Regions from separate parts of the Homo sapiens genome. Here region 1 is linked to region 2. A link is a loop called in an ENCODE intact Hi-C map of the cell type or tissue named here. Cell type or tissue: PC-3. All regions are shown on one strand. Each heading gives the region's core, and the rest is flanking DNA. Links, peaks and the distances in the headings are about the cores only.

The links. A loop is a pair of places that touch in the nucleus more often than their neighbours do. Peaks named below come from ENCODE experiments on the same cell type or tissue, not always from the same donor. Only the 100,000 strongest peaks of a DNase experiment are listed, where the experiment ranks them.
Region 1: a loop joins it to region 2, with 11 times the contacts of the local background. A loop is called at or near these places in 16 of 110 quality-filtered maps.

The regions. Positions count from the first base shown.
Region 1 is chr1:212,711,846-212,723,842 of GRCh38, forward strand. No RefSeq gene overlaps it. Among named protein-coding and RNA genes, the nearest start is that of BATF3, 18 kb to the left of the region's middle. RefSeq lists an enhancer at 700-1,253. In PC-3, for the core only: a CTCF peak has its summit at 6,834; DNase peaks (open chromatin) are centred at 6,846 and 9,836; H3K4me3 peaks cover 934 bases; H3K27ac peaks cover 1,232 bases.
Region 2 is chr1:212,660,580-212,672,576 of GRCh38, forward strand. LINC02773 (long intergenic non-protein coding RNA 2773) reads right to left here and starts at 5,066. Exons shown (of 4, transcript NR_183483.1): 1 at 4,740-5,066; 2 at 4,008-4,108. RefSeq lists silencers at 4,821-5,130, 6,686-6,905, 10,988-11,282 and an enhancer at 11,053-11,665. In PC-3, for the core only: CTCF peaks have their summits at 4,846 (motif pointing right) and 8,746; DNase peaks (open chromatin) are centred at 4,832, 5,102, 7,022 and 7,422; H3K4me3 peaks cover 1,803 bases; H3K27ac peaks cover 2,331 bases.

The DNA of each region.
Region 1 (11,997 bases), core at 2,694-10,693, 52 kb after region 2:
TGCCCACGTTACCCAGAGAAGTGACTGGGCTGGGATTCAAACTCAGGCAGAGCATGCACTTAATACAATTTTAATTGGTCAATAATGAATAAATAGTCATGTTGCAGCAAGTGACATTTGGATTAGATAGAAGAGTTACCCCAAAAAGAGGTCCAGCACATACTATCAAAGTACACATGAGAATGTTTAATGACTTCTACGTGCATCATGGTGGCATACTTCATTCAAAAATTAAGAAAGTATTATTACCATTATTTTTGAGACAGAGTCTTGCTCTGTTGCCCAGGCTAGAGTGCAGTGGTGGGATCTTTGCTCACTGCAGCCTCCGCCTCCCAGGTTCAATCGATTCTTGTACCTCAGCCTCGTGAGTAGCTGGGATTACAGGGGTGCGCCACCACTCCCGGCTAATTTTTGTATTTTTGGTAGAGACGGGGTTTTGCCATGTTGGCCAGGCTGGTCTCTAACTCCTGGCCTCAAGAGATCCACCCACCTTGGCCTCCCAAAGTGCTGAGATTACAGGCGTGAGCCACCACAACCAACAATAACTTATTTTTTCTTATTTTCCCCAATTTTGTTTCTAAGGGAGAGGCGCCTAGCAAAAATGTGTTTTTGCTAAAATCATGTAATGCTGGTTTCTACTGAAGCCCTAAATGATGCCACACCATAGGAATTCTAGTAGTGTAGTATCTGAAGAGATTGCTCATTATCCTGTTTTAAACCATGAATAAGATATGTGCCATTTGTGACGTACTTAAAAAAATAATTTCACTCATTTCCTGTAGGACCTACTACCACCTACAACTGATTTGCATTTTCTTGGATCCATTTCCAACTTCTTGTGCCTGGCACAGAGCTGTGCTCACAATCCTGGTCACACATCTGCTGAATGAATAAACCACAAATGACTTCTACTGACAGCAGTGGATTTCCTTAGAAAGACACTAACAACTTTGGTAGTTCCCCTAACACTCAAAGTGGATGCCTGGGGCTGTTTCAAGAAATCTCTTTTCTTTCTTAACAATAGCCCATGCTCTTTGATAGTTTAGGGCAGAAAGAGCCTTAGGCCAGTGGTTCACGCTTGTAATCCCAGCACTTTTAGGGGCTCAGGCAGGAGGATTGCTTGAGCCCAGTGGTTTGTGATCAGCCGTGCAACATGGTGAGACCCCATCTCTATGAAAAATGGCACACACCTGTAATCTCAGCTACTTGGGAGGCTGAGGCAGGAGATTGCTTGAGCCCAGGAGTTGGAGGAAATGATCATGCCACTGCACTCCAGCCTGGGCAACAGAGACTGTCTCAGGAAAAAAAAAAAAATTAGCATCTCAGTCTTCTTTTCAAAAAAGCAGAGCCAGTTTGTTATTTCCCTCCAATAGACCTCACGTAGGCAAAATTGGATTAACCTTTATCCTTGGTTCCTGCTACTCTGACATTGTTGTTTCATGAATATACTTCTTGTGTTTATTTATTACTCATTTGTTTGTTAATAATATAACAGACATCTCTAAACTCATCACCTAATCCAAGAACCAGAACACTGACAATCCCTTTTATTTACCTCTGTTCTCTTCACTATTCCAGCCCCTTTCTCCCCCATCTGTCTATCCTAAATTTTGTGTTTATAGTTTTGTCACATTTTAAAAATTAAACTTTTTTATTTTGACATATTTGTAGACTCTCTTGCAGTGAAATCCCATGTGCCCTATACTCAGTTTCCCCCAATGGTAAAATCTTGCAAACCTATGTTCTGTATGATATGACAATCAGAAAGGATATTTACATTGATACAGCCAAGACACAAAACGTTTCCATCACCACGAGGATCTCTCCTGTTGCCCTTTCTTAGTCGCAACCACTTCTTGCTCATGCTTTGCCCACCCGCTCCTTTACCCCTGGTGACCACAAATCTGTTCTCCATTTCTGTAATTTGGTCATTTCAAGAACATTATATAAATGTAATCCTACAGCACATAACCTTTTGAGATTGGCTTTTCTTCACAATTCTCTGAGGATTTCATGGAAGTTGTTGCCTGTATCAATAGTTTGCTCCTTTTTTGTTGCTGAGTAGTATTCCATATACGGCAGGGATGTACCACAGTGTGTTTAACCTTGTCAAGGACATCTGGGCTGTTTTCTAGTTCTTGGCTATTACAAATAAAACTGCTATAAACATTTGTGTATCTGGGCATGGTGGCTCATGCTTGTAAGTGCCAGCACTCTGGGAGGCCAAGGCAGGAAGATTTCATCAGCTCAGGAGCTCTAGACCAGCCTGGGCAATATAGTGAGACCTTGTCTCTAATAAATAAATAGATAAATTAGCCACGCACGGTGGTGCATGTCTGTAGACCCAGCTACTCAGGAGGCTGAGGCAGAAGGATTGCTTGATCCTAGGAGGTGGAGGTTTCAGTGAGCCATGATCATACCACTGCACTTCAGCCTGGGCAACACGGTGAGACTCTGTCTCAAAAAAAAATTGGGTACAGAGTTTTGTGTAAACATAAGTCTTCATTTCTTTGGGATAAATGCCCAAGAGTGCAATTGCTGGGACACTTGGTAGTTGAACATTTAGTTTTCTAAGAAACTGCCAATGTGTTTTCCAGAGTGGAGGTATATTTTTAATTCCCACCAGCAATATGTGAGTGATACAATTTCCCTGCATGCTCTCCAGCATTTGATATTGTCATGATTTTTTATTTTATTCATTCTGATAGGTGTGTAATGATATCTTATTATGGTTCTAAATTGCATTTTCCTATTGACTATTAATGTTGAACATCTTTTCAGGTGTTTATTTGTCATCCATATATGCCGTTTCATGAAATGTTTATGTCTTTTGTGCATTTTATAATTATGTTGCTTGCTGTTTTGCAGTTCAGAGTTCTGAGAGGCTTTTTTGTTTTTTTTCAAAGTCTCATTCTTTTGCCCAGGCTGGATTGCAGTGGTGCAATCACGGCTTGCTGTAGCCTCAATCTCCTGGGCTTATGTGATCCTCCCACCTCGGCTTCCCAAGTAGCAAGGACTATAGCTGTGTGCCACCACTCCTGGCTAATTTTGTTTTGTTTTGTTTTGTTTTTTACTTTTTGTAGAGATACAGTCTCTTTATGTTGCCCAGTCTTGAACTCCTGGGTTCAAATAATCCTCCTGCCTTGGCCTCCCAAAGTGTTGGGATTACAGGCATGAGCCACCATGCCTAGCCAAGAGTTATTTATATATTCAAGATACTAATCTTTTGTCAGATACACGGTTTGCAAATATTTTCTCCCACTTTATAGCTTGTCTTTTCATCCTTTTAACAACATCTTTCAAAAGGCAAAATCTTTAATTTTAACGAATCCAATTTATCCATTTTTAAAAATGAATGATGCTTTTGGTGTCAAGTTTAAGAACTCTTTGCTTAGCCCTAGATCCTGAAGATTTTCTCCTAGTTTTTCTAAATGCTTCAGTTATATATTTGATATTTAAGTGTGTGACCCATGTTAATTTTTCCATAAAGCGTGAGACTTAGGTGGATGTTCCTTACTTTTTTTTTTTTTTTTTTTTTGAGACAGGGTCTCACTCTGTTGCCCAGGCTGGAGTGCAGTGGTCCGATTTAGGCTCAAACTGCAACCTCCGCCTCTCGGGTTCAAGCAATTCTCATGCCTCAGCCTCCCACATAGCTGGGATTACAGGCATGCACCACCACACATGGCTAATTTTTGTTTTTTTAGTAGAGACGGGGTTTTGCCATTTTGGCCAGGCTGGTCTTGAACTCCTAGCCTCAAGGGATCTACTGCCTCAGTCTCCCAAGGTGCTGGGATTACAGGCATGAGCCACCAAACCTGGCTGGTTGTTTGTTTCTTTTACCCATGGATGCTCAATTGTTCCAGTACCATTTGTTGAAAAGACTTATCTTTCCTCCTTGAATTGCTTTTGCACCATTGACAGAACTCAGCTGGCCATATTTGTGTGAGTCTACTTCTGGGTTCTCTATTCTGTGTGGTCTTGATCTGTGTGTCTACCTCTCTGCCAATATCCCACAGTCTTCACTATAGCTATATAATAAGTCTTGAAATTGGATAGACTGAGTCTCTCTACTTTCTTCTTTTTCAAGATTGGTTTAGCTATTCTAATTCCTTTGCCTTTCCATATACATTTTAAAATAATCTTGTGTATATGTATTTTGGGATTTTACTTACTTACTGGGATTTTGATAGAAATTACATTAAATATGTGTATAAATCTGGAGCGAATTGGCCAGATTGAGTCTTCCATCCATGGACATGTTGTGTCTCTTCTTTATTTATATGTTTGACATCCTTCATCAATGTTTTGTAGCTTTCAGCAAATAAGTCCTATACATGTTTTGTTAGGTTTACACTCAACCACTTTTTGTTGAGTGATTGCAAATGGTATTGTATTTTTATTTATGTGTCCACATGTTCATTGCTAGTATAGAGAGATACAACTGATTTTTGTAGGTGTATCTTATATCCTGTGACCTTGCTAAACTCATTTGTAAGTTCTAGGAGTTTTTGGTGCATTCCTTGGGATTTTCTGTGTAGACAATCATGTCATCTGCAAATAGGACAGTTTCATTTCTTCCTTTCTGATCTATACAGTTTTTCTTTTATTTTCTTTCCTTATTTCACCAACTAGAATTTCCAGCACTATGTTGAATAAACTTCTGAGAGTGGACATTTTTGCCTCGTTCCAGATCTTAGAGGAGAAAGCATTCCATCTGTTATCATTAAGTATAATAATACTAGCTGTGGGGTTTTTGTAGCTGTCCTTTATCAAATTGAGGAAGTTCCCCTCCATTCCTACTTTTTCTGGGAATTTTTATCATGAATCATTGTTGATTTTGTTTTCAAATGCTTTTTCTGTATCAATTGATATGATCATGTGATTTTTCCTCTCTAGACTATTAATATGGTAGATTACATTGATTTTCAAAAATTTAACCAGACTTCCATTCCTGGAATACACTCTGCTTAGTTATAAATTTTTTTTCTTTTTTGTTTTGAGACAGAGTTTCGCTCTTGTTGCCCAGGCTGGAGTACAATGGCGCGATCTCGGCTCACTGCAACCTCCACCTCCCAAGTTCAAGCGATTCTCCTGCCTCAGCCTCCCGAGTAGCTGGGATTACAGGCATGCGCCACCAAGCCTGGCTAATTTTGTATTTTTTTTTTTTTTTTGGTAGAGATGGGATTTCTCTGTGTTGGTCAGGCTGGTCTCGAGCTCCCAACCTCAGGTGATCCACCCACCTCGGCCTCCCAAAGTGCTGGGATTACAGGTGTGAGCCACTGCACCTAGCGAATTTATATATATACACTGCTGAATTCTTTATATTGCTCAAATCCCTTAGCTGTAATAGGACTATTAAAATTATTTCATATTGGGTGAGTTGTGATGGTTTGTGTTTTTCAAGGAATTGGTCCATTTGATCTAAGGTGTCAAATCTATGTGTGTTTCATTGTCCTTAGTATTCTTTTATTATCCTTTTGTTATCTGCAAGTTCTCTAGTGATAGTCCCTGTTTCATTTTTGATATTAGTGTCCTTTGTCTTCTCTCTTTTTTTCCTTGTTGGTCTTGCTAGAGGTGTATCAATTTCATTGATCTTTTCAAAGAATCAGCTTTTTGTTTCAGTGGTTTGCTTTATTATTATTATTTTTTTTACCAGCGTCATTGATTTCTGCTCTTAATATTATTTTCTTATTTCTGCTTGCTTTGGGCTTATTTTGCTCTTCTTTTTTAGGTTCTTGTGGTGAAAGTTTTGAAACATTTCGTGCTATAAATTTCCCTCTTGGCACTGCTGTAGCACAAATTTTGATATATTGTGCTTTCATTTCCATTTAGTTCAAGGCATTTTATAAAAAGTTTCTTTTGAAACTTCCTATTTGACCCATGGATTATTTAGAAGAGTGTTATCTTGTTGTCCTCTTACCTTTCTGTTATTGATTTCTAGTTTCATTCCACTGTGGTCAGAGAATACACTCAGTATGATTCTAATTCTTTTAATTTATTGAGGTTTGTCTTATGGCCCAGGATATAGTCTATTTTGGTATACATTTCATGGGTACTTGTAATGAATGTATATTCTTCTGTCATTGGGTGGAGTGTTCTATAAATATAGATTTGATCCTGTTTGTTGATGATGTTGCTGAGATCTATAGACTTGCTGATTTTTTTGTCTAGTGGTTCTATCAACCATTGTCAGATTTCTTAATTTTTGCCCATCTAGGAGGTGTAAAATGTTATCTTATTGTGATCTTAATTTGCATTTCCTTGAGTTCTAGTGAGATTGGTTATCAAATTATGTTTTTATCCCTAATTGTACTTTTAAAAATATATCATTGATACTTTACCAATGATATAGCTTATGAGGTTGGTGCAAAAGTAATTGCGGTTTTTTGCCATAAAAGTAATGGCAAAAGCCACAATTACTTTATACCAACCTAATAATTATTCAAATTTATTGCTTTATTTTTCCTTGTTTTTTCCTGTTTTTGTTTTGGTTTTGGTCTTGTTTTTACATATGTAGTGACCTCTGCCAATGGATCTGAATAGAGATGGGTAATTCTCCTTGTGTATCTCTACCTGGGACAGTGCCACAAACAATTAGACACACACTTAGGTCAAAACCCTTCAATTATTCCCCATATTGTGACAAATATAATCCAAAACTTTAGGCTGACTTTTAAGTCGTATATGGCACACTTTAAATTTACCTAATCCAGCTGTGTCAATGCCTCCCTATTTCCCAGCTTAGCTTGTTCCTCCCTCCACGATTTTGGCCATGTCATTTTCTTTGAATACAGTGCTGTCAACCAAAATCCTATTTACGCTTTAAATGTGGCTCAAATGCTCCCTCTATGGAGACTTTCTTGATCATTCCAACTGGAAGTGATTGCCTTCTTCCTCTTAACAACAGATTATAGAACGTCTGTCATATAATGACTGCATGGTTTGGTATCATAATGCACACAGCTGGGAAACCACTGGGTGGTCTCAGTGATTCAGAGCAGAAGTGTCTTATTGTTTCTTTACATCTATTTTATTGACTTGTAGGTGAAGTGCCTTTCCTTTATTAATAGTCTTTTTTTTTAGATGGAATCTCACTCTGTTGCCCAGGCTGGAGTGCAGTGGTGCGATCTCAGCTCACTGCAACCTCCGCCTTCCAGGTTCAAGTGATTCTCCTGCCTCAGCCTCCTGAGTAGCTGGGATTACAGGTGTGTACCACCACGCCCTGCTAGTTTTTGTATTTTTAGTAGAGACGGGGTTTCGCCATGTTGACCAGGCTGGTGTCGAACTTCTGATAACCTCAGGTGATCTGCCTGCCTCAGCCTCCCAAAGTGCTGGGATTACAGGCGTGAGCCACTGTGCCTGGCCTCTTTTATTAATATTCTAACTCACGTAGTGAACATTGTTAAAATTCCATCTCAAATGACTATATCCACCAAAAGTGGTGTATTGGATAAACTGCCAACTTGTTCAGCAGAAATATTACTAATATGATAGATTGGAGGAATAAATTATTCAGAATGCTGATAAACTCATGCTATGAAGTGATTTCCACATACATGTCAGTTAGATGTGGGAGATGAACTACCAGTAGCAAAACAACCGACAAAATGTATTTTACTTGTGTATTTATTTATTTTAGATCCAAGGGATATGTTTGCAGGTTTGGTACATGAGTAAATTATATGATGCTGAGGTTTGGGTTTCTAAGAATCCCATCCCCCAAGTAGTGAACATAGTACATGATAGGTAGTTTTTCAACCCATTTCCCCTCCCTCCCCTACTCCTTTTGGAATCCCCAGGGTTTATTGTTCCCATATTTGTGTCCAAGTGTACCCAATGTTCATCTCCCACTTATAAGTAAGAACATGATAGTTCATTTGATTTTCGGTTTCTGCATTAAATTGCTTAGGATAAAGGCCTCCAGTTGCATCCATGTTGCTGTAAAGGATGTGATTTCATTCTTTTTCATGGCTGTATAGTAATCCGTGGTGTATATGTACCACATTTTCTTTATCCAATCCACCATTAATGGGCACTTAGGTTGATTCCATGTCTTTGCTGTTGTGAATAGTGCTGTGATAAACATATGAATACAGGTATCTTTCTGATAGAATGATTTATTTTCCTTTGGGTATATTCCCAGTAATGGATTGCTGAGTTGAATGGTAATTCTACTTTTAGTTTTTTGAGAAATCTCCAAACTGCTTTCCACGGGAACTGTACTAATTTGCATTCCCAGCAACAGTGTATAAGCATTCCCTTTTCCATGAAACCTCACTAACATCTGGTTTTTTTTTTTTTACTTTAATAACAGCCATCCTTACTGGTATGAGATGGTATCTCATTATGGTTTTGATTTGCATCTCTCTGATGATTAGTGGTGTTGAGCATTTCAAAAAATCTATTTTAAAAGTCTGACTTTTGGCCAGGTGCAGTGGCTCATGCCTGTAATCCCAGCACTTTGGGGAGGCCGAGGCAGGCGGATCACCTGAGGTCGGGAGTTTGAGACCAGCCCGACCAACATGGACAAACCCCGTTTCTACTAAAAATACAAAATTAGCCGGGCGTGGTGGCGCATGCCTGTAATCCCAGCTACTTGGGAGGCTGAGGCAGGAGAATCACTTGAACCCGGGAGGCAGAGGTTGCGGTGAGCCGAGATCACACTATTGTACTCCAGCCTGGGCAACGAGAGCAAAACTCCGTCTCAAAAAAAAAAGTCTGACTTTTATTGTGAGTCAAAGTGGGCAACACTCCACCGAATTTTGAACTTTTGTATCTTCAAGCTAGTTAGCCGATGGCAGATTTTGGAGTAATTATTGTTAGCTGATAGTTTCAGTGGTCTGCATAATATAAAGGGATTTACAAAGACTAAGTCTAAATACACCTTTATATCATTATTATTTTATTATTATTATTATTATTTACAAAGTTCCCAAGAGCTAGAATGTTATGTCATTTTTTAAAGTAAGTGATTTCAGGCAAGTTTCATACAACATATCTATATATAAAAGTAGCCATGAATTTTTATATTTTGCATGGATACAATTTTATATACCAGGCGATTCCAGACTTTATTAAAAATTGAATCATAAATTTTTAAGTCACAGAAGACTAGAAGAGATTCCTAAAAATGAAGATTCTCATTATAAAAAGGGACACCACAGAAAATTTAAAAATTCAGAAAACAGCAATAATTATTGATCATTAATAATAAATTATATATTTAATTAATACATAGTGAAAATAATTCAGTTATTGTTACCACCAATAATCCCTTTACCCAGAGGCAACTGCTGATAACATAGATCTTAGAGAGATTGTCCTAGATCTTTTTTTGGTTTGCGTCTAGGCAAGATTATACCTGAGGTTTGGTTTTTGTTTTTCTTTTAACGAAGGACTCTGCACTGCTTTCAGCGTTCCAGGACTTAACAACACGGATGATCGGCAGTTCTTTGCGTTTATTTTTGGTCCTACATGTTGTTCTTCAAACCCATTTCCTCTTGTTCTTTCCCCAACAGAGGCAGAGAAGTGTTGGCCTCGAGCTCTGCCTATGATTTTCCTGCAGAACTAAACTACCACACCTTAACCTGCTCTCCTCAGGGGTGAATCAATTCAGTGTCTTTCCTCTTGGCAGGTGAGTCTCATTCTCCAATTGTTTTGCCACTTTGGGGCATCCCCTGAGCCTTCTGAGAGGTTGAGCGCAAGGCATATTTCTTCTAACAACTAGCTCACTTTATTGACATTCACCTACCTGAAAGCAGGAAGCTGGATCAGATAACTTTGGGGACTTCCTTTCAGTTTTGACTTTATGTGCGCCCTCTCGGGACCTGGCTTAGGATTCTGCTCATGGTAAATATTTGGTAAGCCTTACTGGTTGTATGACTCATGAGTGTGGTTCCTAATAAGAGTCACAGAAAACAGTAAAAGCAGTTCCAGGAATTTGCTGCTTACTCAGTAGTGGTGGATGCAGCAGGGAAAATAATGCAGGCTTCCTGCCCATTTCCCAGCCACTTCTCCGTATATGCACCTGGTCACAAAGGGATGGTCACAAAGACCATAAGACAGACCCCAGAGACCCCAGGCAACGTGTTCCCTGGCAGGGAGTGTGTCCTGCGGATGGTGTTCCTCAAGGAGCACAGGCTTCTTAGGGGCGGCTTTCACTCAACTTGGAAGGGAGGTCTAGGTAGAGGGGTTCACTCAAGTGGACTCCTTCTCATTTCCTCGTTTCTTTCTAAGGAAGCCACTTTTAAGTGTGATGGCATTGAGACTGTGTATTGCTGCACCCCAGTGCCAGTGAACCTATGAAATACAGCCGTGCTCACTCTGTGCCTCACATGGAATCTCTCTAGAAGTAACTGGGAGGCCAGAGCAGGAGGGAGCCCAAGCAGTGGAGTGATGGGGCCAAAATGATCATCTTTTGAGAGCTCAGACTCATCAACATTCAACCTTTGCAGAGGCACTCAAGGCCTTTACTTTTGCAGAAAGTGCCTGAACTAGTCTGTCAAACACCTTCCAAAACTGGCCCTTTATTCTTTGGAAAGTTATTCACTACTCCCGTTATTCATCTTGCTCTTGTGTCTCTGACGTTTTATTTAAGCTCATACCACTTGCTCAGAACACCCCCAATCAACCTCTATCTTCTCTCATCATTCTCAGGGCTCCTGAAATTACCTCTTCCAGGAAGTCTTCCCTGACTAACAAGAACAATGAAACTTCCTGGCTTCCTTCTACACTAACCGCTCTCCTCAAATAACTTCCTTTTTGTTTTCACAGAACATAAATGCTTCAATTTATTTATTAGTTTAATGTGTGTTTTTAGACTCTCAGGAAGGATGTAATTATAGATGATGACTTCTGAGAAGTAGGATGGTGTCCAGCTTGATGTGCAAATGGCCCCAACATATCAGCAGCAAACAAAGGCTGTTGCCACAGGTGTGACTTTGCAAGTAATTGCTCAGACTTTGCCTTCAGAACCTGTTCTATATTTCCAGTGGTGCTGCTTATATGTGCAGCATTAGCCAGATTCTTCAGTAGTATTCATTCAACAAATGCTTATTGAGAGCCTTTTATGAGCCAAGTACTGTTAGGTACTGGAGATGTAGTGCCCATTGAATTTTTCTTTGAGAAATTTTATTTTTACCAAGCTCCCAAGAGGTAGAACTTTATGTCATTTTTAAAGTAAGTGATTTCAGGCAAGTTTCATAAAACAAATCTATATATAAAAGTCACCCAGGCTGCAGTGATCTCAGCTCACTGCAACCTCCACTCCCCACCACTCCCCCACCCCGCCTGCCAGCTCAAGTGATCCTCCCACCTCAGCCTCCCAAGTGGCTGGGACCACAGGCGTACACCACCACACCCAGCCTTTTTTTTTTTTTTTTTTTTTTTTTTAGTAGAAATTGGGTCTCACCATGTTGCCCAGGCTGGTCTCAAACACCTGAGCTCAAGTTATCCACCCACCTCAGCCTCCCAAAGTGCTAGGATTACAGGCATGAGACACTGTGCCTGGCTGAAATTTTTAAGATTATTGTGGTGGACCACCAATTTGGTGGCCCACACTGAACTATTTCTCTAAGTATTTATACCCTTGTGTAGTCTCCTATCCCTCTTGATTTTGAGCTGGGCTGTGATCTGCTTTAATTAACAGGATATAGTAGAAGTGGTGTTGTGCCAATTCCAGGTGTAAGGCCACGAAGAGCTGGCAGTTTCTGCTTTTGTGGTTTTGAGATCCCTTAGCTACCATGAGCAAAGACCTGCTACTCTGCTGGAGAAACTGTGTGGAGAGTCCACTTGGAAAGGGAGTGGCTCTGAGACTACAGGGAAAGGGAGAGAAGCTCAGACATTCCAGTGTCCCAAAGAACCCAGTCTCCAGCCAACCCAACTGAATACAGACACATGAGTGAACACCAGCAAGACCAGCAGACCATCCAGCTAAGCCCAGCTCAGATTATAGAATTGTGAGCAAATAACCACTTGGTTGTTTTAAGCCACTAGTTT
Region 2 (11,997 bases), core at 1,841-9,840:
AGACTTTAACACCCCACTGTCAACATTAGACAGATCAACGAGACAGAAAGTTAACAAGGATATCCAGGAATTGAACTCAGCTCTGCACCAAGCAGACCTAATAGACATCTACAGAACTCTCCACCCCAAATCAACAGAATATACATTCTTCTCAGCACCACACCACACTTATTCCAAAATTGACCACATAGTTGGAAGTAAAGCACTCCTCAGCAAATGTAAAAGAACAGAAATTATAACAAATTGTCTCTCAGACCACAGTGCAATCAAACTAGAACTCAGGATTAAGAAACTCACTCAAAACCGCCCAACTACATGGAAACTGAACAACCTGCTCCTGAATGACTACTGGGTACATAATGAAATGAAGGAAGAAATAAAGATGTTCTTTGAAACCAATGAGAACAAAGACACAGCATACCAGAATCTCTGGGACACATTCAAAGCAGTGTGTAGAGGGAAATTTATAGCACTAAATGCCCACAAGAGAAAGCAGGAAAGATCTAAAATTGACATCCTAACATCACAATTAAAATAACTAGAGAAGCAACAGCAAACACATTCAAAAGCTAGCAGAAGGCAAGAAATAACTAAGATCAGAGCAGAACTGAAGGAAATAGAGACACAAAAAAACCCTTCAAAAAATCAATGAATCCAGGAGCTGGTTTTTTGAAAAGATCAACAAAATTGATAGACTGCTAGCAAGATTAATGAAGAAGAAAAGAGAGAAGAATCAAATAGACTCAATAAAAAATGATGAAGGGGATATCACCACCGATCTCACAGAAATACAAACTACCATCAGAGAATACTATAAACACCTCTACGCAAATAAACTAGAAAATCTAGAAGAAATGGATAAATTCCTCAACACATACACCCTCCCAAGACTAAACCAGGAAGAACTTGAATCTCTGAATAGACCAATAACAGACTCTGAAATTGAGGCAATAATTAATAGCTTACCAACCAAAAAAAGTCCAGGACCAGATGGATTCACAGCTGAATTCTACCAGAGGTACAAGGAGGAGCTGGTACCATTCCTTCTGAAACTATTCCAATCAATAGAAAAAGAGGGAATCCTCCCTAACTCATTTTATGAGGCCAGCATCATCCTGATACCAAAGCCTGGCAGAGACACAACAACAAAAGAGAATTTTAGACCAATATCCCTGATGAACATCGATGCAAAAATCCTCAGTAAAACACTGGCAAACCGAATCCAGCAACACATCAAAAACTTATCCACCATGATCAAGTGGGCTTCATCCCTGGGATGCAAGGCTGGTTCAACATATGCAAATCAATAAACATAATCCAGCATATAAACAGAACCAATGACAAAAACCATATGAGTATCTCAATAGATGCAGAAAAGGCCTTTGACAAAATTCAACAACCCTTCATGCTAAAAACTCTCAATAAATTAGGTATTGATGGGACGTATCTCAAAACAATAAGAGCTATCTATGACAGACCCACAGCCAATATCATACTGAATGGGCAAAAACTGGAAGGATTCCCTTTGAAAACTGGCACAAGAGAGGGATGCCCTCTCTCACCACTCCTATTCAACATAGTGTTGGAAGTTCTGGCCAGGGCAATCAGGCAGGAGAAGGAAATAAAGGGTATTCAATGAGGAAAAGAGGAAGTCAAATTGTCCCTGTTTGCAGATGACATGATTGTATATCTGGAAAACCCTATTGTCTCAGCCCAAAATCTCCTTAATCTGATAGGCAACTTCAGCAACGTCTCAGGATACAAAATCAATGTGCAAAAATCACAAGCATTCTTATACACCAAAAACAGACAAACAGAGAGCCAAATCATGAGTGAATTCCCATTCACAACTGCTTCAAAGAGAATAAAATATCTAGGAATCCAACTTACAAGGGATGTGAAGGACCTCTTTAAGGAGAACTACAAACCACTCCTCAATGAAATAAAAAAGGATACAAACAAATGGAAGAACATTCCATGCTCATCAGTAGGAAGAATCAATATCATGAAAATGGCCATACTGCCCAAGGTAATTTATAGATTCAATGCCATCCCCATCAAGCTACCAATGACTTTCTTCACAGAATTGGAAAAAACTACTTTAAAGTTCATATGGAACCAAAAAAAAGCCCGCATTGCCAAGTCAATCCTAAGCCAAAAGAACAAAGCTGGAGACATCACGCTACCTGACTTCAAACTATACTACAAGGCTACAGTAACCAAAACAGCATGGTACTGGTACCAAAACAGAGATATAGATCAATGGAACAGAACAGAGCCCTCAGAAATAATGCTGCATATCTACAACCATCTGATCTTTGACAAACCTGACAAAAACAAGAAACGGGGAAACGATTCCCTATTTAACAAATGATGCTGGCAAAACTGGCTAGCCATATATAGAAAGCTGAAACTGGATCCCTTCCTTATACCTTATACAAAAATTAATTCAAGATGGATTAAAGACTTAAATGTTAGACCTAAAACCGTAAAAACCCTAGAAGAAAACCTAGGCAATACCATTCAGGACATAGGCGTGGGCAAAGACTTCATGTCTAAAACACCAAAAGCAATAGCAACAAAAGCCAAAATTGACAAATGGGATCTAATTAAACTAAAGAGCTTCTGCACAGCAAAAGAAACTACCATCAGAGTGAACAGGCAACCTACAGAATGGGAGAAAATTTTTGCAATCTACTCATCTGACAAAGGGCGAATATCCAGAATCTACAACGAACTCACACAAATTTACAAGAAAAAAACAACCCCATCAAAAAGTGGGTGAAGGATATGAATAGACACTTCTCAAAAGAAGACATTTATGCAGCCAACAGACACATGAAAAAATGCTCATCATCACTGGCCATCAGAGAAATGCAAATCAAAACCACAGTGAGATACCATCTCACACCAGTTAGAATGGCGATCATTAAAAAGTCAGGAAACAACAGGTGCTGGAGAGGATGTGGAGAAATAGGAACACTTACACTGTTGGTGGGACTGTAAACTAGTTCAACCATCGTGGAAGTCAGTGTGGCAATTCCTCAGGGATCTAGAACTAGAAATACCATTTGACCCAGCCATCCCATTACTGGGTATATACCCAAAGGATTATAAATCATGCTGCTATAAAGACACATGCACACGTATGTTTATTGCGGCACTATTCACAATAGCAAAGACTTGGAACCAACCCAAATGTCCAACAATAACAGAATGGATTAAGAAAATGTGGCACATATACACCATGGAATACTATGCAGCCATAAAAAAATGATGAGTTCATGTCCTTTGTAGGGACATGGATGAAGCTGGAAACCATCATTCTCAGCAAACTATCGCAAGGACAAAAAACCAAACACCGCATGTTCTCACTCATAGGTGGGAATTGAACAATGAGAACACGTGGACACAGGAAGGGGAACATCACACACTGGGGCCTATTGTGGGGTGGGGGGAGGGGGGAGGGATAGCATTTGGAGATATACCTAATGTTAAATGATGAGTTACTGGGTGCAACAAACCAACATGGCACATGTATACATATGTAACAAACCTGCACGTTGTGCACGTGTACCCTAAAACTTAAAGTATAATAAAAAAATTCATTGCAGATCTAGTATGTGCCAGATTAGTCCTTCTCAAAGCCTGGTTCCTGGACAGATTGCACCAACATCCCCCGAGATGCAAATTAGAAGTGCAAATAAATTATTGAGCCACACCACGGTCCTACAGCTTGAGAAACTTGAGGTGGGGCCCAGCAACTCATATTTTAATAAATCCTCAGGTGATGCTGATGCACACTAAAACCACCGTGCTAAGTGTTTTACATTAATAATCTCATTCAATTCCATACAAGCCTAAAGAGGTGGGAAGTATAATAATATCCCTGATTTACAGATGACAAACATGGGGTTTGGAGAGGTTAGTGGCCTGCTCCAGGTCCTCACCTGGTAAGGGAGCCCCAGGTCTGTGTAACCCACACCACTGCCCTCTCCCCTCACTACCTTGATGCCTCCCAGAAGTGAGATGCTTTTGTTCCAAGAGGGCTTCCTGTAGGCAGATGTGGGAGCAGGAGTCACTGGTGACACTGGAGCATTCTCCTGGGCTGATGGGTAGAATAGACAGCTATTTTTACTAGGTTTGCAAGACCAGCTGGATTGTTATCATCTATGAAACTAGGCAAACATCTAGCACTAGGACTGTCCCATTCTCGGGCTGGAGCTAAGAAGACATCGCTACTAGTTTGCAATATTCCCAGGGCACCTACCATCTGCTAAGCATGAGCTTCCGCAACATTGAGACCTGTTGTAACCACTGACAATGATGTCGCCTTCAAGGATGGATTAAGTTCCTACTACTTGAAGGCACTGTGCTAGAGGCTTTACAATATATTCTTCTCCTGGTGTTATTATGCCCTTTAACAGATAAAACCGTTGAGGCTCAGAGAGACGCGGGGACAACAGCTCTTACGCAACGGGGCAGGGTTCTGGCCTGCATACTCTAAGGATGATTTCTTCCATTATGCTATCGTTTGAGAAGACAGGAGGGAGTAGGGGAGAACGGTGGGGGCTCCCAGCAAAAGGACAAGACCCTCAGGGCCTGGGGTAGAACTGGAAGCCCACTCTTGACAATCAGTCCTTACCCAGGAGCACAGAGTCAGGGAAATCTGGTCCCAGCACCCATGCCCCCTTCCCCTCCTGGCTCCCTGACGCAGGAGAAAGCCCCCTGGGACTCACTGCGGGCCGGCGGGCACCTGTCACTGATGGGAAGAGCTCCTGTTTCCTTGCCTTGTGCCAAGAGGGCCCAAGGCAGACCTGCCAGCAGCCACGAGATGGCGCTGCGATCCAGGCGACTCCGGGCCCTGCAGCCACCCTCCCCGAGGCTGCCCCGCGGAGGACCCAAGCGGTCGTGGAGGACGCTCTCCCACTCCCCAGCTTCCCTCTTCCCTCCCTCCTCCTTCCTCGCCCCCTGGCCCTGCGAAGAGTGGAGGCCGCATCAGGGAGCCCTAGGCCCAAGGGCGGGCTAGGACTCCCCAGTGACTCCCAGGCAGCCCGGGGACAGCTGCTTCTCCCCTCCCCTGCCCTCCCTTCCTCTTTCCCTGGGCTCCTCCCCAGCCGGGCCAGCCAGTCCTGGGCCACTGCGCTCCCACAGCACAACTGAAGCAGGATCGCAACTCGCAGACTTAACGACTGCACAACTAAACATCAAAAATGAACTCTTCGTTAGAAGACATCCCTCTGCTTGAAAACGTAGCCGTCGAAGTTCCCTCTATGTGTCAAAAATAAGTTATGCGTAGGAGCCAGAGTCCCGTGCCTGGTGTCACCTCTCTTTCCCAAAATCCTCTCCCATCAAGAAAACCATGCATGTGCGTGGGTCCGCGCGCGCGCACTTGGAGAGGTAGAATTTTGAGTTGAAAATCTGAATCTACCATGAAAAATTGTGTGACACCAAGCAAGTGTTTTAAGACTCTTTGAGCCTCAATTTTCTCATCCATAAAGTGGAAATAATACCAGTAATCACTTCATGGGCTGTTGGAAAAATTAAATACATCTAAACCATTTACAGGTGCTTTAACACATAGTAAGTACTCAGTAAATATTATTTCTTTTCCTCTGACACTTATGGTGTGTGTCCATCATTTGGCATTCAATGCAGGCAGCCTTGCGTTTTTGGCTAATTTCTCCTATAGGACATCCCACCCCCAAGGGCCGTGTCTTGCATATCTGTATGTTCAGGAGCACCCAGCACAGACTCTCGCCTGGTGCATAGTAATTAGAGTGGGCCATAGTGACCACCAAAAACCACCGCCTCTGGCTTCAATTCTGCCTCCCTCCTGTCTTCTCTCAGGTGCTGGCTTCATGCACAACCCTGCTAGCGCAGCTACCTAGTGTCCTCTCCTCCACTTCTCTGCTTTGGGGCGGGTGGTGCCCAGCTTTCAGTGGTGAGACCTGTAGCCTTTTGCTCTCTGCTAGGCCAGGGAGCCCCTTCTGAGAGGGTAAGGGGGGCCAGGGTGGAAGGGGCATGGTTCTTGTTTTGTGTCCTGGAGAGAGTGTGCTCCATATAAAGCCTGCTTGAGCAGAGGAGAAGAAGCCGGCCCCGGCACCTTAGCCTTGACCCAGGTTCGTATGGTGTGGAGCCCTTGCTTCTGCTGTGATCGGGCCCAAAAGGTTAACAAGTCAGTTTGTAGAGGTCTGTGTCTGGGAGTTCTTTGGGGTTTTTATTTGTGTCTTTCCTGACTTTTCTATCTCTGAGAGTCAAGTCTTTCTTCCACATCTCTGTCTTGCACTGCAGTTCCCCAGTGCGCAATCATTCCATGTGTGTTGACGGACTGCAGGGCACATTGGCTCTGAAGGCTTTACCAAGCTGGCTCTCAGTCATATATATATTTTTTTAATTTTTGAGACAGGGTCTCACTCTGTTGCCCAGGCTGGAGTGCAGTGGCACAATCATGGCTCATAGCAGGCTCGAACTCTGGGGTTCAAGCGATCCTCCCACCTCAGTCTTCTGAGTAGTTGGGACTACAGGTGCCTGCCACCACACCTGGCTAATTTTTATTTTATATTTTAGAGATGGGGATCTCATCATGTTGCCTGGAGCTGATCTCAAACTCCTGTGCTCAATCAATCCTCCCTCCTAGGCCTCCCAAAGCGCTGGGATTGCAGGAGTGAGCCAACAAACCTGGCCTCAATCAGGTCTTTAACCGTCCAATTTATTCAATTCTGCCAGAGGGCCCCCTGCTGAAGCTGTTCACAGATTGCTCTGATATCATTAAAAAGCTAACCACATATGCAAATGAAGTGTTGGAGGTGTGAGGGTGGCTTGGGGTAGACAGTGCTTCTGGTTCATCTAGGAAGGCTTCCTGGTGGGGGAAGGGGAGGGGCTGAAGTTGTCATTGAAAAGGATGGAGTTTGATACAATGAGGGGGGTGGTGTGGTTTTAGGCCATAACCCTCCCTTTCCTGGGGCAGGTCCTCACATGAGTCATTCCAGAGTTCCCTTGCTGGTCAGTGGGAACATTCTAGTGTGTGACATCTCCCTGGCAACAAGCTGAGTTCCTGGAAAACAACAATCACAGAGAGACAGTCCACCACCTCTACCCTCTTAACTCTTCCTTAGAAATCCTACTGTCTGCAGCTGGGAATGAATGGAATGAAGGTCAAGGATGAAGTAATAACCAAATATTGGGTTTTGGGTGCCCTGGTAACTGTCCGGTTTCCAGTTAGGGTTCCTGGGTGACATCTTCCTTCTGGGGGAAGACAGAGTCAAATGAGAAACGTGAGTTGAGCCCAGGGGAAAGGATCATCCGGGAGATGCCTGAGGGGCTCCAGGGCATCGTAATCTCTTGCTCAGCTGGCAGAGTGGGGCTGACACGGCCAGCTGCTCTCTGGAGTCCTCGGCCTTCCTGTTTCCCCCTGAGGACTTTGAGTGGGGAATCTAAACCATATGTCTCTGATTCATTTACTGTGAACTCATCAAGTTGCTGTTTGGCAAGAGTCCTTGGATGTCTCGGAAGAGCTTTTGGTTTGGTTTCATTTGTTCTTTCTAGTGCTTTTCCTTTGAAATAGGAAGTTTATGTTTGCCAAAAATAAGTTGAAAAGCTAGATTTGATATTGGATCAGAGCATAAAAAGAAATCAAGAAGATATTATCCTTTGTGTTTCCCTATTTTTAACTTCGCAATGCAGGCAAGTCATAGCTGACATTTAATTCTGCGAATTGGGTGCTATCATTATCCCCATTTTACAAATGAGAAAACTAAAGCCTAGAGTGGTTAAGTAAATTGCCCAAGTCCACATAGCTAGTAAAGTGGCAGCTTTATATACGTGCACAGTAGCATCACCAAGGGCCTATCTTGCTTTTAGGGGCCTATGTAAATATTTTAATTTCTTTTAAAATCAGAAAAAATGAACTTGATGTTGAAAGAGAATTTAATGTATTTGTCTTTCTACCAACACAGTCATATAAAGTTTAACCCTTTCAGAAGCAGCACCATCTTGAGTACCAGGGAGAATGAGAGAGAGAATGGAAGGAGCAGTGGTTGGGTGTCCACTGTGCTCGGCGGGGCTGACCACTGTGTGAAAGTGGCCCAGATGCCACGTCAGCCCCCTCACTGAGGGGACTAAGCCCACACCCTAAGATAGAGAAGACTGTATTTAATAAAGTGCCACTGGGCTTTGACTAGGTAGATCACACGAGGCTTCACGAAGGAGCTGGGATTTGAGAAGAGGGTTAAACATGAAAGGATGGGAAAGTAGAGACAATTTGAGGAATGGAGAATTCCCTGTATGGGGGGAGACTGGGGGTAGCTGATGTAGAGGTTGTGTTAATTATTAGTTAAAACTCGGTTTCTAAACTACTTTTGAATTGTATTTTGTTTGTATTTCACTTTGAAGATCTGCATCTAGCTGTTATTTGTTTTCATTCTGTCAGTGATAATTAAAGCTCAATTGTTACTTAAACTCACAAATGATTATCTTCTGTAATAGAAAGGTAAACAGGACTTTTGTTTTTGTTCATTTTGTTATTTCCTGTTAGAGGTTAACTAATATTCATTCTTTAGCAGTTTATGTCTATATAGCAGACATAGATGTAGCAGGTATAGATATTGCTGTTTAGCAGCAATAATTAGGAAATTGTCCAAAAGGTCATAGGAAACCATCTCACTTCCTTATTTTTGCACCAAAATGACATACCAAACATTGCAGTGTGATTTCCATGGAAAGGACTCATGGTTTACAAACAGTGCCCCTCAGAGACAGGACTTGGTAAAGACACCTTGGGGGACAAGGGGGTAGGCAAGGCGGGCAGGGAGTGGCCGGGGGGTAAGCAGCAAGTGGGTGCTGAGGTCCTTTTCCCTGCTTTAACCTGATCAGGCTGTTTACATATGGTAGGGTTTCTAGAAAAGATTTCATTTTTTAAAAGGGGGATCCTCTGAAAAAAATGAATTTGAAAACCACTGCTATAAAAACTTTAAGAAAGTTAAAATCTCTAGGAACTAGGTGGTTTATTTCTTTATTCTCTGCCTATTCCAGGAATAACCTAAGATGGCTTATCAAATATTAATACATATCATTCAGCAAGTTTTGTTAAGCAAAGCAGAAATGGAAAGAAGGAAAAATAATGATAGAGACGTCAGACATCCCCAGGGCAAGGTTCATGCACCAATGTACCCGAGGAGGAGCAGGCCAGCAGGGCTGGGCGGCACAGGCTGCAGCTGGCAGGCCTGGTTCACAGAAGGGTCATGCAGACGCAAGCCATCCTCCCTCTGCAGGATGAGGCGATGGTGGCCTGGGCAGAGCCCTGAGATCCTGTGGAAGCTCCTAGGATATTAGTGAGAGTCCTTGGGAGGTTTGTTTGACTTTGCACAAGCGCGTCGTTCTCCATCCCAGCCACCATCTTTGTCCTTTCCTTCCTTAAAGACGCATAAACCATGGCAAGTGGAGGTCTCTGCCTGCCCACCCGGCTGTCCTCAGTCCTCTGGCCACACACCCTTCACACCCTAGTCACCCCCCAATCAAAAATGATCAAAAGCCAAATTTGATCATTTGTCTTGGGTTTACTCTGGGCCAGGTACAATTCCAAGTACTTCATACATTCAGTCCTCCATGTCTGTGGGTTCAACCAACAGTGGATAGAAAATATTTTTAAAAAACCAAACATCTGTACTGAATATCTACATTTTTTTCTTGTCATTATTCCCTAAACAATAAAGTATAACAACTATTTACATAGCATTTACATTGTATTAGGAATTATAAGTAATCCGGAGTTGATTTAAAGTATACAGGAGGATGTGCATAAGTCAATGTAAATACTAAGCCATTTTATGTCAGGGACTTGAGCGTCTTTGGATTTTGATGTCCATGAAGACTGCTAGGTAAATTACTGTGTGGTTTCTCCCTGAGTCATCAGCGCAGGGATGAGGTTGGAGGAGCGAGGTTTTCCTGCCAGTATTTGGGTTCTCTTTACCCGAAGAAACCAATCCCCGGAAGATACTGAGAGACAACTGTATGTGTTAACACTTTTGATTCACACAACATCCCTATGAGGTGGGTAATATTATCATCCCCATTTAACAGATCAAGAAACCGAGGCACAAAGAGGTTAAACAACTTGCTCAAAGTCATACATCTGGTGACAGAGCCGAGATTTGAAAGCAGTTTGGTTCTGCGCTCTTTCTACTCTACCGTGGAGCCCCAATTTCCCAACTCATTACAACCTGCTGGTTGCAGAGTGGGACGTTATGCTGTCCCTGAGGCTGAAGTCCCAGGTTTTACCCTCAAGTGAGCTACTCAGTCACACCTTGGCCTGTCCTGTTTGGGGGCCACAGATGGCACCTTGCAGTCTGTCCAGCCATTTGTTGATATTGCAGATCCCAAAGAGAACCCAAGGTTGGAAGGAGTAAGGGAGCTCAAGGCAGGCTTTTCTCACAAAGGAAAAGGCAGCAAAGAAGTAGGATATGCAAGACAGGATCTTGGTTGCTCCATGGTTTCATCTTATCAATAATAATTGATGTTATGACAGATACCACTTAGAGCCAGACACTGTTCTAGGCATTTTACATTCATGATCTTATTTAATCCTCAAAGCAACTGAGCAAGGTAGGTATTATTAGTCTCACTGTACCAGGAGGAAATTGAGACCTAGAGGCCACAGTGAATTCATCTCTGCTTTTCCCCAGGCCATAGCACCCAAGTTTTCTACGTGGTCACCACCCTTGTGCCCTCTACACCCATTTGCACAGAAGCTGCTTCATGAGGGTTCTCAGGATCTGTATTTGCTTCTGCTCCTGCCTGTCAGTTCCTCAAAAGCCAAGGCTGTGCTCACTAGTTCTCTTCACGTCCTTCCTCTCTAACTCCAAGAGCCCCACAGAAAGCTCTTCGTAAGGTAGGCTCTGGTTCGATGCTGCAACTTCACAGCTAGGATGACATCAGCAGCTGGCACCGCTGGTGGAAATGCAGAAATGAGGAAACAGCCAAAAACAGAGTTCCCCGATCCTTCTTCACCCCCGACAACTCCTTACTTGCATATATATGCATAAAGGATGAGTCTGCCTAAACACCTTAGAAAAATGCCTACCCTTGAGCGTCCAAGCCTCAGCTGTGTAAATCGTCATGCAAATGAGGCAGCAGCTGTGGGCCTGGTTGCCAGAGCCATTTGTGTCCTCTCACACCTAAAGAAAACACAAATACTGGTAGGAAAAGCCCGCTCCTCCAGCCTCATCCCTGCCCTGATGACTCAGGGAGAAACCACACAGTAATTTACCTAGCAGGCTCCAGAAGCAGCCTCTTCACTTCCCTGCCAACCCTCCTCACCCACCCGCACCCCCGCACAGGCAGGGGGAGGTGATAATAAGCAGGCTCTTACCAGCTGTCTTTGCAGGGGCAGCGAAAATGATTGCTCAGCCTTGTTCAGGAGAACATACTCCCCCAGCCCTGGCTAATTCTTGGGCATGTGGGGCATGGGAAGGAAACTGGTGCCAGGCTGGCTCAGGTCTTAGAAAAGTGTCATTCATCTGGACAGTGCACGGACTTTGTAACAACTTAGTGATGGAACCAAAGCTTACTTTTGTGCCATTTATGAGGGAACTAATTTATAAGCAAAGGAACTCAACTATTTGCTCATTTATTCAATGTATACATGACAACACAATAAAGGAGAGTTTTTTTAAAAAAAAAAAACCCTAAAAATGGCTGTTATTAGCATGAAAAATCAGCTGTAGCACTTTAGCCTATGGGAGAGAATTAGGCATTTTCAAGTTGTTTCAAGGGTCTTGAGTTTAGTAAAAAAACAGACCTAGAAATTTCAAATAATGCTTTTCTCTTTATTGAGGTAGATTCACAGAACCCCCTTCTTGTCAACCTCTCTCACTCCATGCAATGAAAATACATAGCCTTCAAAAAAAATTAAAAAGGCACTTGTGTTTTACAATTTTTAAATAATTTACTTCTTCAAATTTTCAGAATATCTTCCCTACCTCAATTATTCTGAATGGA